Linked DNA regions of Homo sapiens: regions 1 and 2 are each linked to region 3. A link is a contact called in ENCODE Hi-C or POLR2A ChIA-PET data. All regions are on one chromosome and are shown on one strand. Each heading gives the region's core, a stretch centred on a gene start or an enhancer-like site at or near the end of the contact. The rest is flanking DNA. Distances are from core to core; before and after follow the strand shown. Region 1 overlaps SLC16A4 (solute carrier family 16 member 4). Region 2 has its middle 17 kb from the start of AMPD2. Region 3 holds the start of STRIP1 (striatin interacting protein 1).

Region 1 (2,813 bases), core at 27-2,526, 350 kb before region 3:
ATATTTTCTAACCTAATTTCTAGCCTGACAGAAGTGCCTTAGAGGAAAATTATGGTTATAAATTGCCTCAATGGGGGCCTGATAAAATGTCTTTTTAACTTTTGAATATATAGTCCTGGCGTTTATAGCACTCTTCATTCTAAATAAGTTTTGTTCCTTTTATCAAATCAGAATGGGAAAAAGTATATTAAGAGACTTCTTCCTCACCACTACCACTTTTGCAATTTCTGAGCATCGCCAGTAGTGATGGGGTGAAAAGAAGGGGGCAGGTCTTGACCATTATTTAAAAGCAGGGGCTGAGGGAGGGAGGTGTCTAAGAGAAAGCACATCTGTCACTCAAATGAATGGGTGGATGGTACCAATAGAAAAAACTGAAAAGAGTAGGCATAGGATAAGGGAAATGTGAGTTTATGTTTGGACAAGTTGACCAGAAGTTATAAAGATATGGTAGACAATTAGGAGTCTGAAGCTCTTGGGAAAGCAGAATGGAAACCACAGTTAATTGTTTGAGTGTTAAGTGCCAAATATTAAGTACTTTATCAGAATTTTCTCAATTAATCTTCACAGTCTTATGAGCTAGGTAATATTTTCATCCCCAATGCCGCCTCCCCCATCATAAAAGCGGAAGCTTAACCCATGTGACGTGCGAAGTTGTTTGCCCAAGGTCACGCCCCAGTAGGAAGAACAGCCTGGATGCAAGTTAAGGCAGACTGATTGCAGAACCCTGTTCAGCTACACCACCATAAGTATGCAGGTGGTAATTAAAACCTTGAGAGTAAATGATTGTCCAGGGAGCAGATATCAAGCGAGATGAGTACAGAACTGTAACAGGCGGGCCGAGAAAGTGGAATTAATGAAGGGGAACCTAAGGCTTTGTGGTTCTTTTATTATTATTAATTTTGAGACAAGGTCTCACTGTCGCCCAGGCTGGAGTGCAGTAGTGTGATCACAACTCACCGTACCCTCGACCTCCCAGGTTCAGGTGTTCCTCCCACCTCACCCTCCCAGGTAGCTGGGACTACAGGTGTTATACCACTACGCCCAGCTAATTTTTTGTACTTTTTGTAGAGACGGGGTTTCGCCATGTTGCCCAGGCTGGTCTTGAACTCCTGGGCTCAAGCGATCCACCCACCTCGGCCTCCCAAAGTACTAGGATTATAGGCAGGAGCCTCCATGCCCAGCTGGTTTTGTGGTTCATAAGCAATGCATGGCCAGGTTGAAAGCAGAAGTGGCCTTGAAAAGCCAACGCTACGAAACCCCTGGAGACAGAGAGTACACCTGGGCTTTACGAGTGAATGCAAACCCTGGCTAGGTTCCCCTCTAGACCCCTGTGGGATAAAGCATGACTGTTACTTAAAAACGGAAAGAAGGAATAGCACTTAACAGCCCCCCGGCTAACTAGAATTCTGAGAAATAAAAGTTAATACTCCACAGAAAGAAAACCTCATCTCCAAAGCAGCAATTCTAGTGGAGTACAGGTAAGGAAGATTAGGTGGGGCAGAAAGAAAAGGATGGGGCCCCTGGCCCAACCTTAAGATGGCCACAAATCCCAGTTAATCCAAAATTAAGCACCCCTTTTCACTCTTGAGTGTCTCAATTTGGATGATACATTTTATGGTCAACCTATTTATATATCTAGTGAAGGAAGGTACTCAGCTCAGCAGCAGAGTTAAATCAAAACTAATCTAAGAACTGACAGGAATAATTATTCCTCTTTGGACAAACACTTTTCTCCCACAAAGGTAACTGGAATTAGCTGTCTTTAACAGATGCTACTGAGGGCAGTAAAAGAGTGCCAGGTCTAGAGTCAGTCTAATCTGGGTTCAAATCTCAGTTCCAGTACCCCTATTTTAAGCAACTTTTTACCTCTCTAAACTTCAATTTCCTGATCTTGGAACTGCTGTTGCAGTTATAACTGAGAAAATTATTACAGTGACAGAGATCTGACCTAACCAACTCCATCCATCCTGCTTCTAACTTCCAAGCTGTCCTTGTTCATTCCCATGCGTAGGCTGAACTAACTTTGGGGGAAACTTAGTTGATAGCTTAACTTTGAAAGAGAAACTAACAGCCGTTTCCAAAAAAAAAAAAAAAAAAAAAAAAAAACCTCCTTTTAACAGCCCTTTCCAAAAAAAAAAAAAAACACTTCCTTCCTGCCTGGGGACTAGATTGCCTTTGTAGGACTAACACATTAGCCATAAGATTAGAAATTATGGTTTAGGAGTCATACAGCTGGAGGCCACAAGACTGACCCTCCCCAAATTGCTCGGGGGATAACATCACTATTGTGAAACCTAAGATCAGTGCTTGAGATAATTTGCAGGCCCTGCATTTGATGGATCAGCTGGCACCACCCAGATTAATAAACTGGCTCATCTGGTTGTGGGTCCCCCTCCACCCTTCCACCCAGAAGTGACTCAGCGCAAAAGGGCAGCTTTGATAGAATTTCATCTCTGACCCAACCAATCAGCACTCCCAACTCACTGGCCTCCCACCCACCAAATTATCCTTAAAAACTCTGATCCCCAAAAGCTCGGGGAAACTGATTGGTCTAATAAACTCCAGTCTCTTGCACAATGGGCTCTGTGGGAATAACTCTTTCTCTATTGCAATTCCTGTCTTGATAAATCAACTGTATCTAGGCAGCAGGCAAGATGAACCCACTGGGTGGTTTATTTGGTATAAATTATTTGGTACACAACATTGGCATGCCTATTCCAAAGCCATGAAATGAGGATTAAATGAGATGTTTCCATTTAAAATGCTTAGCTACTTTAAAAGGAATGACTTCCCCCATAAAATATAAGATGTAT
Region 2 (2,800 bases), core at 238-2,737, 400 kb after region 3:
CGGGAGGCAGAGGTTGCGGTGAGCAGAGATCGCGCCATTGCCCTCCAGCCTGGGCAACAAGAGTAAAACTCTATCTCAAAAATAAATAAATAAATAAAAAACCAGTCTTAGTGACCCCATCAAGGCCCAGGCCTCACACCCTGTTCCACCCTCGCCATCCCCACCTCAGCTTCACGGTCACCTGGAGCCATCCTCCCACCCCCAATTAGCCCCCTGGCCAGGCTCTGACTCAAATCTCCAGCAGGTCCCAAAGGGAGCTCAAAATAAGAGCACTGGGCTGGGAGTCCAGCACCAGGTCCTCACTCCACTCTCCACCTCCTATCCCTGTGACCAGGCAAAGTATGGGACTCTCTGACTTTCAGTACCATTATCCATTATGGACTTGTAACATTTTATAACTTTTGTTTAGCTCACACCTGGTTCCAAAAGGATTTGAGGCTGCTGGGAGGAATAATCACACTCTTGACCAACTCAAAAGGCTGTTGCAAAAACCAAATGTGGAAAATTATAAAGCACAAAGCAAGCATGGTATTATTGCTATTTTCTCCAAAAAGGAATTAGCCCACCCTTCTCTGTCCCCGCAGTGGAGTTTCTGACCTAGCTCCATAGTTGTTCAAGTCCCCTGTCGTTGAACTCTGCCTTATAAACAGCATTTAATCTCCATAGCAAACCAATACACGTGGACCCCGATATCCTCATTTGATAGATCAGAGAACTAAAGCTCAGAGTTCCTAGAAATTTTCAGGATCTTATGGCTAATAAGTGACAGCTGTGCCGTGGGATAGAGCCCGGGGATCACAAACCCAGTACCTCTCTGGCAGTGTATGGACTGGGATGGGTATAAGGTAACCGGGAGGGGTCAGGCTAATAGCCGCCTCAGAGCATTCACATTCTCGATCTCATATCAGGCTGTGCCAGCCAATCACAATCCTGTGGCCACCTCTGCCACCTCTGTCTTAACTACTGGTCTTAGCAGCCTCCCCACAAAAGCTCCTCTCCACCCACACTGCCACCAGCCAGGTCCTTGTCAATCACACCCGGGATGTGGCAGGAGCCTCCTCCATGACCCTTCTGCCTCTAGACTCACCCGCACTGATCCTTCTGCTCATCAGAGCCTGACCCTGTCCCTTCCCTGAGCACCCCACCCCTAGAGGGACCCCCTCAACCAGACACGTACCCCAGGGACCATGATAGAGTAGGAGGAACAAAGACTTTGCAGCCTGACAGTTCTGGGGTCAAATCCCAGCTCTGGCACTCATTAGCTGAGTCATCCTGGATAAGTTACATAACCTCCCGAACCTCATTCTCCCTGTTGACGCGAGGGAATATGGTGATAGATATCATGCAGAGTTCTAGGAGCTGGAAGTACATTCACACTTACAAAGAGTTCAGCCCAATGCCAGGTGCTCATAGGTATTTTACCCCACCATGGCAAATGCGTAGTAGACACACCAGCATACCCCAGCAGTAGCTTGGGACCCTGGTGGGAATGGATTGGTAGCCACTCCCCTTTGCATATCTCCTCCAGGCCTGGGAAGTCAGGGAGGAGGGCTGACTTGCCCAGCTAATAAACAGAACACTCAGGTTTAAACCCAGGTCAGTCTCTCATCTGCAAAGGGGAGACAGAAATTCCAGCTGTGCATATCTGTTGCACAGATTCAGAGAAGATGCCAGTGGCAGCAGTAGCTGCTCCAAATCTGCCCAGACTATTTAGGGAGGCAGGAGAGTTGAAGGTGACGGCAAGACCAAAATCTGAGCCAACCCCCCTGGCCCAGAGTGGGACTGCGGGGCTGAGCCATTTTAAGTAAGTCCTTTATAGACCCTGCATCTGATTCTTGGAGGCCCCACACTCACTTGCATTTAAAATGCACCCACACCCCCTCATTAAATATAACTGCTTTGCTTTAAAGGGGTTTTTATAAATTTGCTTTTGAAATTACTTGACTATGAGTAACTCATTTAATTTACTATTGGCTATGCTTTCTCTTTAATCATATTGCATATTCTGGAACTCTTGTCAAAAATCCAACTTACAAATTGTTTTCAAATATAATGGCATGTGACTTAACAAATATTGAAGTTGACATGCTACTTTCTGAAGGCATTTCATTAAACATTTGTCAATTTCAACTTTTTTTTTTTTCCATATTTTGCAGCCCTCAGAGGTTTTCTTTCAGCTCTCCCATGTTGCCAGGGGGTGGGGGTGACATTGAGGGTCTGCCGGGAGAAGACAGGTATGCGCACAAAAGCAAGGCACTTAGATCGCCCCCATTTCTAGACTTGCAGGCTGCCTGCTTCAGGCCCAGCTGCGGAAACCACCCACCCCAGGTTGCCCAGGGCATCCTAATTTGGGCAGTTTCACTCTCATTTTGAAAATATAGTGATTTCTCAAACATTGGATTAAACCTGAGTTAAGGCTTAAGCCTTTATTGGAATTTCATATGAATACATTCATAAGTGAGGCAATACTTTGATAGGGTAAATGTTCTGATGTAGGGTTTAGAAATCAGGATTATTGTCACCCTAACCAAACACCCTTACCCATCCTCTACCGCAGCCTGGGGGCCCAGATAGCTCCCCACTTGCTCCCCTCCACTCCCCCAGGAGTGGACACGGAGAGGGGACCCCGTGCAGGGCATGTGAGATGTGGCCTGGCACACAGCCCTCATACTTCCCAGTCTGAGAGCTTTAGGGACAGATGAGGGACAGTCCCCCAGGGTCGACTTCACTCAGGACAGGTCCCAAACCTTGGAAGGAGACAGGTTGGGTTGCCTATTTTATTTACTCCCTCTGCCACCCA
Region 3 (2,700 bases), core at 67-2,566:
TTTTTGTTTTTTTCAAATAATTCACTCCAAGCTCAAATTACGTCTACTTCGGGCTTGCCAATTGTTGACATGTTTTCTCAGGGGTTTAGCCTTGCTAACAAAAAATAAAAGCTTCTGAGGAACTGATTCCACAGGTCTAAAGGTAGTATCATTGCTCTTTGGTATGAATTGGTACATTATGCTTGGACAACTAGGAATTCCCTCTCATTAACTTGGCTGATCAGTTTGGCTGCTGATCAATCTAGGAGATGGCATAGTAAGTGCTCTGGGAACCTGCTCATTAAGAAGCCCTAAAACTCCGCGACATGAGTATCTTCATTCATGAATTCTGCAAAAGGAGGCAGTGGGAGGAATTCCTTAACTTGGGGTGAGGTTACTAGTCAGTTCCAGACTATGCCATCTCCAGAACGGCAGGAACGGCTCACTAGCGAGACAGGAAGGAATGTTGGGTCCTAACGCATGCTTAAAATGTCTATTTCTCATCTTTAACAGTTCAGTATCAGGCGCACTGGGCACAATAGCCCACCACAGGTACTGTTAACCCATGGCCTGATCTGGCTCAGGTCAGAAGAACAGGACATGTTTCCCCCTCCTACTCTACTCTCAATGATAATTAGCTCGGTCCGGCTCTAAGTTCCTTCCAGATCCTCGCCGGCGCCTTCCCTGCCCACACGCGCCTTCCTCTGCGAGCGGCAGGACCCAGGAGCTGGAGCCCGCGTGCCAGGGACAGACGCCCGAGATGATTAGGTTGGGGGCGCGGCAGCCCAGCGCCCTGGAGTGCACCAAGACCCCCGACTCCTCACCCCCGAGCTGGGGCGAGAGCGGCTTCCCCAGGGGCTAGGGCCTCGAGGCCACGCCCACAGTCGGGGCCCAGGGGAGCAAACCAGCAGTCGCCGGCCACGGGAAGCTCTCCCGGGCGGCGGAGCTAGAGCAAGGACTCATGCTCCAGACCCCAGGAGCTGCCAGCCTCGCTTCCTGCTCCTTTCGCTGTATAGTGACAGTTCTCGGCCGGACTCTACCGAGCCCTCCGGGAAGCCCAACCTGGCCCCTAGAGTGGCCCCGGGCCCGGGACCCCCGGCGCCGCCCGACCCGGTGCGAGCCTCGCCCCCCGAAGCTCCTGACCTCTGAGTCTTTGCGCTGGTTGCGGTTGAACTCGCGGGCTTTGCCCCCAGGCAGGAGGCCCGCGGCGGCCCGCGGTGCCCCGGGTGGTGGCTGTGCGGCTGCCGGCGGCGGAGGTGGCGGGGGCTGGGGCTGTTTGTTGTTCACGATCAGTGGGCCCGGACCGCCGACTGCCGGCTCCATCTTGGCTGCTCCACACCCCCAGCTTAACTCGCGCACAGCCGCCGTGATGCAACTCTCGCGTGATTTTCTCCAGGAAATTTCCCTGGCCGCCATATTAAGTGTGGCGGCCAGTGTTAGAAGCCATCTTGGCTGACCAATACCTCGCGATATTCTGTCTGCAGTCCTTCCCTTGTTGATCTTTTTAGTTTTCCACCTTCCTTTCAGTTTCAGTTTAGATGTAATTTTATCTGTGAGGCTTCCCTTAGCTTCTTCAGTCAGTTTAGTTACCCCTCCTTCCTCTAAATCGCTTTGCACTTATAACTCATAGCCTTGTTCAAGGCTTAGGCGGAATTTTGTAATGAACAAAATGGATAGGATCCTAGTCTTCACAGAGTTACCGTTGTGACAAGTGCTTGTCATTCATTCATTCAACAAACATTTAATAAATGTCTCCTGTGCACCAAGCAGTGGGATAAAATGAGGAACAAGTGTCTGCAGTCACGGTACATAACAGTGCTTGGTGGGTCAGACAAACAATAGACAAATATAGAGAAATAAATGCTGAAAAGTGTTAAAGGAAAATTTGTTCATGGCACTAATTAAAGATGGTAAGGCAGACTTTATGTAAGAGAGCCCATGGTGATAGTTACAGGGACCACTACAACCAGATCTTGCAGTGAAGAAGAGGAATTAGACTCAACTCTGACTCCAACAAGATATAGTGGGGATTTATAACCAAAGAGCAGGATGAGGGTCAGTGGACGGAAAACTACTAAGAGAAACATCAAGGATAAGAAGTTTCTTGCTAAACTGACCTAACAGGATTATTGCTGAAAGCAGGACAGGGTGCTAAGATGTTGAGGGTGGTCAGATACCGAGTGCTATGGTTTGACTGTGTCCCCCAAATTCCATACGTTGGAAACTCAATCCTAAAGTTCATATGTTGATGGTATTTGGAGGTGGAGCCTTGAGGGGGTGATTAGGATTAGATAAAATCGTCAGGGTAGGGCCCCTGTGATGGGACTGGTGGCTTTATAAGAAGAGGAAGAGTGATCTGAGCTGGCACACATGCTCTTGCTTTCTCACCGTGAGAGGCTCTCTACCATGCAGTTTAAGAAAGCCCTCACCAAATGCAACCCCTCGACTTTGGGCTCCCCAGACTCCAGAACTGCAAAAAATAACTTTCTTTCCTTTATGAATTACCCAGTGTTTTGTATTCTGTTATAGCAACAAAAAATGGATTAAGACGCCAAGAGTGGAGAGTCCCTGCACAAACTGGATTCAACAAGGACAGAAAGGAAGCCCAAACGGTTAGTCCTAGTAGGCAGAGGACTCACAGGAGCCTGACTAGAGTTTTGGCCAAAGAAGAGAATCTTTGTCAGAAGTAACAAAAATTGAGAGGTTAAAAGGTGGCAGTGG

The links. Hi-C counts contacts between places; a loop is a spot of excess contacts on that map. ChIA-PET counts read pairs that join two places held with the same protein, here RNA polymerase II (POLR2A). Pooled maps may share reads with other maps.
Region 1: a pooled map shows a loop between it and region 3 (3-fold over the local background). The contact joins the enhancer-like site here to the promoter of STRIP1 in region 3. A Hi-C loop is called at or near these places in 1 of 37 single-sample maps with no recorded cell type and 2 of 50 pooled maps. POLR2A ChIA-PET finds 5 or more read pairs at or near these places in 2 of 52 experiments (K562 and endothelial cell of umbilical vein).
Region 2: a loop to region 3 is called in a pooled map, with 4 times the contacts of the local background. The contact joins the enhancer-like site here to the promoter of STRIP1 in region 3. A Hi-C loop is called at or near these places in 1 of 168 maps with a recorded cell type or tissue (CD4-positive, alpha-beta memory T cell), 1 of 37 single-sample maps with no recorded cell type and 7 of 50 pooled maps. POLR2A ChIA-PET finds 5 or more read pairs at or near these places in 5 of 52 experiments (AG04449, CD8-positive, alpha-beta T cell, CD8-positive, alpha-beta memory T cell and 2 more).

What each region holds. Positions count from the first base shown.
Region 1 is chr1:110,383,099-110,385,911 of GRCh38, reverse strand. The region is part of intron 2 of SLC16A4 (solute carrier family 16 member 4); the gene reads left to right. Among named protein-coding and RNA genes, the nearest start is that of SLC16A4, 6.5 kb to the left of the region's middle. Within about 2 kb of position 1,276, at least 7 of the 41 ENCODE cell types and tissues checked have a DNase peak (open chromatin) inside an H3K27ac peak, as active enhancers do.
Region 2 is chr1:109,635,023-109,637,822 of GRCh38, reverse strand. No RefSeq gene overlaps it. Among named protein-coding and RNA genes, the nearest start is that of AMPD2, 17 kb to the right of the region's middle. Within about 2 kb of position 1,487, at least 4 of the 41 ENCODE cell types and tissues checked have a DNase peak (open chromatin) inside an H3K27ac peak, as active enhancers do.
Region 3 is chr1:110,033,240-110,035,939 of GRCh38, reverse strand. STRIP1 (striatin interacting protein 1) reads right to left here and starts at 1,316. Exons shown (of 21, transcript NM_033088.4): 1 at 1,123-1,316. The coding sequence starts at 1,302. LOC105378895 (a long non-coding RNA gene) reads left to right here and starts at 501. Exons shown (of 3, transcript XR_947693.3): 1 at 501-531; 2 at 2,509-2,591. RefSeq lists silencers at 722-791, 1,032-1,251 and an enhancer at 1,252-1,641.